Linked DNA regions of Mus musculus: region 2 is linked to region 1. The links are chromatin loops, found by intact Hi-C in ENCODE. Cell type or tissue: gastrocnemius. All regions are shown on one strand. Each heading gives the region's core, and the rest is flanking DNA. Links, peaks and the distances in the headings are about the cores only. Region 1 overlaps Dmrta2os (a long non-coding RNA gene). Region 2 has its middle 11 kb from the start of Rnf11.

Evidence for each region. Peaks named below come from ENCODE experiments on the same cell type or tissue, not always from the same donor. Only the 100,000 strongest peaks of a DNase experiment are listed, where the experiment ranks them.
Region 2: a loop joins it to region 1, with 5 times the contacts of the local background. A loop is called at or near these places in 1 of 42 quality-filtered maps.

Annotation. Positions count from the first base shown.
Region 1 is chr4:109,972,459-109,976,847 of GRCm38, forward strand. It overlaps Dmrta2os (a long non-coding RNA gene), which reads right to left. Exons shown (of 4, transcript XR_868017.3): 4 at 721-4,311. Among named protein-coding and RNA genes, the nearest start is that of Dmrta2, 3.4 kb to the right of the region's middle. In gastrocnemius, for the core only: no CTCF peak of the experiment used is centred there; a DNase peak (open chromatin) is centred at 2,382.
Region 2 is chr4:109,485,459-109,489,847 of GRCm38, forward strand. No RefSeq gene overlaps it. Among named protein-coding and RNA genes, the nearest start is that of Rnf11, 11 kb to the left of the region's middle. In gastrocnemius, for the core only: no CTCF peak of the experiment used is centred there; no DNase peak of the experiment used is centred there.

The DNA.
Region 1 (4,389 bases), core at 144-4,143:
ATTTGGGGGAAAAGTTACACCTTCCATAAAAACTAATTTCAACTTAACTAATTATAGAAATAATGAAAAGAGCTAAGGGTAAAATAATATAAGGTAATAATTATCTTAGAAGTTTAAAACTGGAAAACCTTTAAGATACTATAAATGTACACCATTTTTAAGAGAAATTTAACAAGCATGCCTACACACTCAAAAAAGTATAAAGCCCCAGGATAGTAATAGGAAAGCTTGTAGCCCGAAATGGAGAGATGCAGCAGACATGGCAGAAAGGAGAGTACTGCTGCTTTGGCTGTGTACATGGCTACCGAGCTAAGCCAAAGTAAGGTAGCCTTAATTCCTTAAAGGACTAATGCAGGTTATTTTTAAATGGACCACAATGACTAAGAAATAAAGAAAAAAACGAAGAAAATGTAAATTGCCATGCCTGTGAGATACTCCTTGCTTGAATTAACAAAGATTAAAAAGATCCCAAGACTCATCTGTTGAGCACCTTGCCTGGAGGCTGCTTGACAGGTAGCTATCAAGCGCCTGAGAGAGAGAGAGAGAGAGAGAGAGAGAGAGAGAGAGCTTGAGCCTCTGATCACTCGATCTTATTTCTAGTAATTTATCCTAAGGAAATAATTGGTCACATTCATAAAGGATGCTCATGATAGCAGTGTTATTAGAGCATAAAATGGAGACTATTTAACTAACTGGCTAAACAAGATACATCCATAAAGATTATGAAAAAAATGCTTATATTTGTAAACATGGTGCATATATTGGTAAATGAGCACACAAAAATAGTTTACAAAGATATACACCAAAATATACTCTGCAACATTTTCTAAAACGTCTGTAAGATATTTACTTTATGAGAACAAGCAAGCACTGGCAGAGTCCATTTGGGAGAGCTGATGCTCGTATCAAGGGTCCCTTCAGGAAGCCCCTTCACACCTACTGCTCTGCCCTGAGGTCAATGGTGTGTGACCATGTGCCTAGTTGATCAGTCAACTCTGTAAGAACATGTTACAAGTAATTAATCTCTCTCTACTCCTCTGAGAGCAGGGCACATTCTAGAGACTCAACACATAGAGTGGCCAGATTCTCCGTTTTCCTCGAATAACTGCTGAATTTAAAGAAATCAACCCTAAAAGTAATCGCTAGGTCCCACAGTATACTCAGAACTGAGGTGAAGGGACGACTGGACACTGGGTCTGGATTTCTTTTGTAAAGGCTGATCAGCGTGGTGTTACCTCACTGCTTTGGGCCTCTCAGGTCTGAAATGGGCCATTGCACTTCCTAAAAGCACTGTGTGCTAAGCAACACAGGCCACACCTATGGTTTAGCTGAGTGGCAAACATGGGAGACACTTCAAAATAGAAAGTCTTGAAACCTTGGGCAACCCCTACTCCCTTGCAGGGCTTGTCCTAGGAGGGCAGTAGCTGTGGCTACTGATTGGGGCTTGGTGTTGTCCCCCCTGCTATTCTCTGTTCAGTGTGGTGCCTTCCCTTGTTCCCCTCAGGTGGCCCTTCCACCTGCTGCTTGAGAATAAGATGCCCAGTGCCCTTTCCCCAAAGAAGCGAAGCACCAGGGTGCAGGGGAAAAGTCTCAAGTGGAACCCAGAGCTTTGCAGAAGTGGTCAGGGAATGGTGCTCAGTTCTTGAAATTTGTACCGCCTTCCAGCTAGGAATCGGTTTCTCACCTGAAAAGTGAGATAATAGGACCGAATGGGGGAAGATGGGTCTTCAGAAATCACTGCAGGGAAAGTGCAAGACGCTGGAGCCCTCACAGGAAGAACAGGGCAAAAACCCAGAGCCACAGTGGGCAGTGTGGTTCCTTGTTTTGTTTCCAAACTCCAAAGTTGTGTCGACTTTTCTTGGCCCTAGCATAGGCCTTCCACCAAGGGCTCTTTCAACAGAACCAGGCTGCCCTCTCACCATTTGCGCTGGGCACGCACGACTAGAGGGCTTAATCAGTAAAGACTGGAGAAAAATGTCTCGTGTGCTGGCGTCCACGCCTGCGTCCAAGCAGGAACAGGAGCCACTATGGTGTGGGAAAACGCTTGTCAGGAATGCCTGCCTTCGGAGACACTGTCTCCCAAGGCGCCTACTTCTTCCTCCAGCCCCTTCCCAGGTGTAGAGTTTGAGCCAAACCAACGGAATCCAGAGCTTTGGAAAGGGGTCTATACGGGAGGGGCAACTCCGTCCCGGAGCCACCGGTTTGGGGATAATTACTTTTAATGTCAGAAAGATTTAGTTTAATATCATCTCTATTAGGCTGCCGGGAGGGTAATTAAACGGGACGCGTCGCAGCCGGCAAACAGATGGCGTCTGCTTGCTCCGAGGCCGCGGGCAAACAGCGCAAAAGTCAATGCTTCCCAGGTCCCCCCATTGATACCCGCAGCCCTTCTCCTAGTCGGTAGTACAGAATCTTCACTCTTGGGCCCCCAACCCCGCATCATCCCGGGCCCCCACCTGGGCCTTCCCTCTGGGCCTCTGCTGTGGAGTGGCCGTGAGTGATAGATGGCGTGGATCGAGCGTGAGGGTGTGGAGGACTTCTTGGCTGGGTGCACACACCCCATCCCCACCCACCGGGCAGACTCATCAGCAGATGATTCTGAGCTGAGGACACTTCTGAAAGTGTGAGCTGGGTCCTCACTGTCAGTCACTTCCTTTGGAGTGGCTTCGGTCTTGAGCTTTTTCTGCCCGGGTCCCGGCAGGCGGAGAAGGTCTGGGGCGCTATGCACTAGCATAATATTGCCTGAGGATATGCCCAGTGCTGAGTGTGCATACTCGCGACCTGGTTTGGCTGGGTCCACAGGCGAACATGCTTAAGAGAGCACACTGTGGAGTTAAACTTTTTGAAAGGGTCCCTTAGGTGGGAGAACGTCAGAGGTGAGCGCACCCCCCCCCCCCGTGTGTACATGAAAGGTGTGTCCGACCCTGCACTGAGGTCCTAAGGGTGGAGTTCTGTTGGGATGTGCGTGGTGGTGGTGGTGGTGATGATGATGGGTCTTCCTTGTCCTCCTGTTGGATATGTGCTCCCTAAGGCTAGCGGCTTAGCTGGGTCACTTCCAGTCCTCTCCATTTTGGGCAGGGCTCCTATCAGCAGAAGCTAACATCAGGAAGGGCCTGGGAAGCCGACAAGGGCATGGTTCTCTCAGTCCAGAACAAGCCTTTTTTTTCCTGATTCCTTCCTTAATTCTTCACGTGAATGCCCCCATCGGCGACTTGGGAAAAGAGAGCTTGGAAACTCAGACCCGGGGAGATATCAACTAGAGGAAAGAGCATCCGGATCGGGGTACACCCTGTGGTTTGGCCTGAGCTGTTTTGCAGGATGCGATACCTCCTGCCTTTTAAGAAAAGGAAGTTCAGCCCGGCATGGTGGCTCAGGACTTTAATCCCAGCACTGGAAAGGCAGAGGCAGGCGGATCTCTGTGTGTTCAGAGTCCAGCCTGGTCTACAAAGCGAGTCTAGGCAGGGCTTGTTACACTATGAAACAACCCTGTCTGTGGGAAAGGAAGAAACAAAACAAGACAAGACAAAACAGGTTCGATCCAGCTCAAAGCAAGAGCTGGGGTTCCGGTAACCGTTGTCGTCTCCATCTAAGTGTCAGGACATCTAAGTGCGCAAGCCTCAGGTGCGAGAAAAGTTAGGCCACCCTTCCCAGAAAACTAAGCGGATCTGGTTAGGTTATTTTGTTTGGGGGTCCACATTTTTTTTCTGAAATATTCCCCCCAAAAGCTCTAAAAGCAGGCGAGTAGAAGCCTCGCGTGGAATCTGGCAGCACGCGAAGCCTCCCTGCCCCTCCCTCCCACAGGCCAGCACTCAGGCATAGTCAGAGTTATTCTACCCTCTGGCCCCTGGAGATCTCGAGACCCTTAACTCCCTATCAAATCCTTTCTCCCGGCTCTGGAGAACTTTCCCTGTGGCGGGCACCAGGCTACTATTCTATATTATTCGTGTCCAGGCTCCTTTGAAACAGGCCTGGCGAACTTTCTGGAAGCTGTCTGCTAGATTCTGAGGCTCAACGCCCCTTCTTATCTCCCCCAGTCGGATCCTCAGTTGGCTCCTTGGGCGGAGCGCATCCTGACCCTTGCAGGACCATGGTTCTGTTTTGGGGTCCTGCTGATCTCCTCTTCTTTCCAGTCCCAGTCGCGGGTCCTCCTGAGGCAGGCTCTGGGTGCCTAGCAGATGACCGTCTGCAGTGGCAGAGACCCGACTTCCGACGCCCAAGGGTTTCTAAAAATCAATGCCAAAACGCACGGCAGGGATCGGAAAGGGAGTAAGGAGATAGTTTCGCATTTCATTTAAACGAATTTTCTTTACTCTGAAGGAGAAAAGTAGAAAGCAAAAATGAGAGTAACAGAATGTTAGCCTCAAAGGCAAAGGAAAAGTCCGAGCTGGA
Region 2 (4,389 bases), core at 295-4,294, 490 kb before region 1:
CTATTTCTCTCACTGTTAGCATTCTTTAGTTGCCTGTTTAGTTCTTTGTGTAGGGTTGAGGCCTCATGCGCCACACCACCCCACTTTGGCATGTTTACTATTGTCCTGGTTTAGCTCAGGTTTAAGCAGTCATGTTGGTGAGACTTTATTGGTGTAGCTTCTTCGGACATTCCTAGGAGAAACAGACTCACAGCAAATTCTCTGATCCTCTGACTCTTTCCAACCACTCTTCTAGAATGTTCCTGGGCCTTAGGTGTAAGAGTGTATCCAACGGCACTGGGCTCCACAACTCTACAATTTAATTGGGCAAGGGCTTTGACTTGTTCACTTCCGTGTCTTCACAACTGTGTCTTCAGCTTTGACAATTGTATCTACAATTGTGTGAACTATAGACATTGTTTTAAAATACATATGAATGGAACATGAGAGCAGAATGTTAGAGATGTGACCTCCTTCCCCAAGGATTATGGTATCAAGTGAGTCATGCAGTGACAAAATGATTAAAAAGCATAATGAAGGTATAGACAGAATGTTGTGTTTGTCAAACTTGTCCCTGCCAAGTGGGGCTCTGTATTCCGAGATAGGAAGTCCTCGAAGCTTTCAGAGAAGTAGGCTTAAGATGCAGAATGAATTGCTTAGTGTTTGAACAGTAAGTAACGAAACACATTAGAAAGGCAGGATGTGGGAAGAAGAAATGGAAAAATTGCCTCTCTGCCTGTTCTGCATTTATTAATGGAGCAGTAATGATGAGGCCTGGCCAGCACATTGAGCTGCACAGTTTATATGTGTTGTAAAGGTGCCCGGCTGGGGCAACAAGAGGTGACTGCAATTCAGAAGTTATTTTCCAAGTTCCTGAAATTGCCCAGAGGGCAGACTCTTCCCTTGTGGTGCACACTGTTCTATTTCCACAAAGGCACTGCAGAATATGCCAGGGGTCTTACTGTGGGTAATGGGGCAAGCCAATCACTAGTGTGTTGGGGTCCAATGCAAAGAGTATAGCCCCTTAGTTGCCACAGAAGTCTTTACTCCAGCAATACTAGAGTCAGATTCAAAATGTTGTCCTCACTGAACCATATGAAAAGATATGACTGATATTTACCATACATAGCCCATTTTCTAGTCTTACTTGTATTGTTGAAAGAGAATACTTTTGGTATTGGGACACACACACAGGACAGTCCGTGAGCTGTCTTCCTTATCCTATTATCATGGTTAAATGAAGGGAGGACATGTTTTTCTCTGACCTCCACAAATGGACTGAGACACACAACTCACACACACACACACACACACACACACACACACACACACACACACACCCCAGATAGATGTAGTAAATTCTATTCAGAACAGGGAGCGTGGAGAGGAAGCTTTGGGGCCATAACTCTTAGAATTAACAGCTTTGGTCTTGGGTTGGGACCTGGGAACTTGTGAGTTAGAAGCAGGAAGATAAGGGACTTACATCATCCTGGGTTATGTAAGGAGTTTAAGGTTAGTTGAGGCTTTAAGAGAACCCAAATTCAGAATGTCTAAAACACACCATGCTCTCCCCACCTCTTTGATCATGCTTGGAAAGTTCTCCTAAACGAGGGGGTTATCTTTCTGTGTTTGTTTTTTCAAGTGAGGGTTTCTCTGTGTAGTCATGGAGGTCCTGGAACTCACTCTGTAGACCAGGCTGGCCTTGAACTCAGAGATCCATCTGTCTCTGCCTTTCTAGTTCTGGGATTAAAGGCGTGCACCACCATCGCCCAGACTTTTCTTCTTTTAACGTTTGAGCTTGTGAGATGGCTCATCAGTTAAAAGGTCCTTGCTGTCTAGCCTGATAACCTGAGCTTGATCCCCAAGACAGGGGGGGTGACCTACAAATCATCCTCAGACCTTCACACACATGTGCCCTGCCATGTGTGTGCCCACACATACTAACACAAGAAACAAGTTAAAATGTAACTAAAAGCTGGGTGTTTAATCCCAGCACCTGCCAGGGAGAGGCAGGTGGATCTCTTGAGTTAGAGGCCAACCTGGTCTACATAGCAAGTTCCAGGATGGCCAATGGCTACGTCATAAAACCCTGTCACCAAAAACAAGCAAACAAACAAATGTAATTTTAAAAAGAGAAGAGAGGGGCGGAGCATACCCAGATGCCTCTGCCTGTGAGCCAGCAAGTGGAAGACACCCAGACTGCCCTGAGGTGGGAGGGAAAACCAGAACCATGTGTGCACAATCAAGAGAGGCAGAACAGGAGACTTGAGAGTAGAGAGGTACAGCCTGTTATGAGTAGCTTGTGCTGCCATCTGAGGCCATTATGAGGTCCTGGCCTGTGCTAGCTGCCAAGGACCATGTCCAGGTCCCCGCTGGACCTGCAGCAGCCAGGGTCTATGACAATGTCTGTGACCCATGTTACCACCAAAGCCATGCAGATGCCCGTGGTCTGGTTGCCTCCTGGGGCCATGTTGATGTCAGAGGGGATGAGTGGTACTTTCCATACCTTGCCTGGGCAGCACAGTTAGATCTGGCCCTGGTTGGGTGGGCTCAGCCCTGAGGGCATGGGCTAAGGAGAGCTGGCTCTGATCCAGTCTGGGCAGGCTGGGAGAGCTGCTCTACTCCACACTGGGCTGGTGCTGGAGAGCTAGCCCTAAGGGCATGAACATGGGAGAGCTAGTGAGCTGACCAACTCAGCAACCACCCAAGCCCAGATCTAGGGCTTCGAGTTGGCCCACCCCAACATCTTTCCAGTCTATGAACTGCTGGAGCTACATGAAGAGGCAGGTCCTCCAGAACCAAAGCTGCAGGATCTCCATGACACAGGGAAACAACAGGATATCTGAGAAGAGTTCCAGTAATGATCTAGTATTGATAGTGTAGTAGAAGCCAGAGACCTTAAACCAGACATAGGCAGGTGGATCAAGCTGTTTGGGTGTACTGTGGGCACACCATAGCATGCAGCAGCTTCCATGGCAAGATATTTTTTTCTTCTTCATTTTTTAAAATACTTTTCTTTTGGAAGGGAGGTTACAAGGGCAGAGGGTAGATATGGAGGGATGAGAAATGAGTGAGACTGGGGTGCATGATGTGAAATTTACAGAATCAATAAAAAAAAAAATTAGAGAGCAGGACTGGAGAGATGAGAGCACTGACTGTTCTTCTAGAGGTCCAGAGTTCAAATCTCAGCAACCACATGGTGGCTCACAACCATCTGTAACGAGATGCCCTCTTCTGGAGTGTCTGAAGACAGCTAGTGTACCGACATATAATAAATAAATAAATAAATAAATAAATAAATAAATCTTTTTTAAAAATTAGAGAGAAGAAGAGGAAGAAAAGGAGGAGGAGGAGGAGGAGGAGGAGGAGGAAGAAGAAGAAGAAGAAGAAGAAGAAGAAGAAGAAGAAGAAGAAGAAGAAGAAGAAGAAGAAGCCAGGCTATGGTGGTACACACCTTTAATTCCAGCACTCAGGAACTCAGGAGACAGAGGCAGATTTATCTGATCTTTGAGGCCACCTTGGTCTGCAAAGCGAGTTCCATGACAGGGCTACACAGAGAAACCTTATCTTGAAAACCAGAGAGAAATAGAGAGGGAAGGGAAGAGGGAGAGGAGTAAGCAGGGGGCTGGAGAGATAGTCCATAAGTTGAGTGTTTTGCCTCATAGGTTTGGTTCCCAGCAACTGTCTGTGACTCCAGTTTCAGGAATTCTAATAGCCTCTTCTGACCTCTGAAGGGACCAGGCACTCATATGATGCACACATGTGTACACACATACCACATATAATATACACAAAAATAAAAATATGTCTTTAAAAGAAAACTCTACTGAAAAAGATAAGATTAGGGAGGAAGGGGAAGGGAGAAATAGTACAATTATAATCTCAAAAAATAAATAATTTTTTAAAAGATAAAACTCAATTCTCAGCCAGACGTGGTGGCACACGCCTTTAATCCCAGCACTCGGGAGGCAGAAGCAGGTGGATTTCTGAGTTCGAGGCCAGCCTGGTCTACAGAGTGAGTTCCAGGACAGCCAAGGCTACACAGAGAAACCCTGTCTCAAAAAAAAAAAAAAAAAAAAAAAAACTCAATTCTCTGGGAAGCTCACTCTGATATCTGATATTTCTTTTGGACAGATATTTCTTTTTTTTTTTTAAGATTTATTTATTTTATGTACAGTACATGAGTGCTCTATCTGCATGTACATCCGCATGCCAGAAGAGGGCATTAGATCATATTACAGATGGTTGTGAGCCACCATGTGGTTGCTGAGGACTGAACTCAGGACCTCTGGAAGAGCAGACAGTGCTGTTAGTCACTGAGCCATCTCTCTAGCTCCTGGACAGATATTTTCTTTGTCATCTGTGCTCACTCATTAGGAGCATGGTATTGGCATCTGCCATGTCTACTGA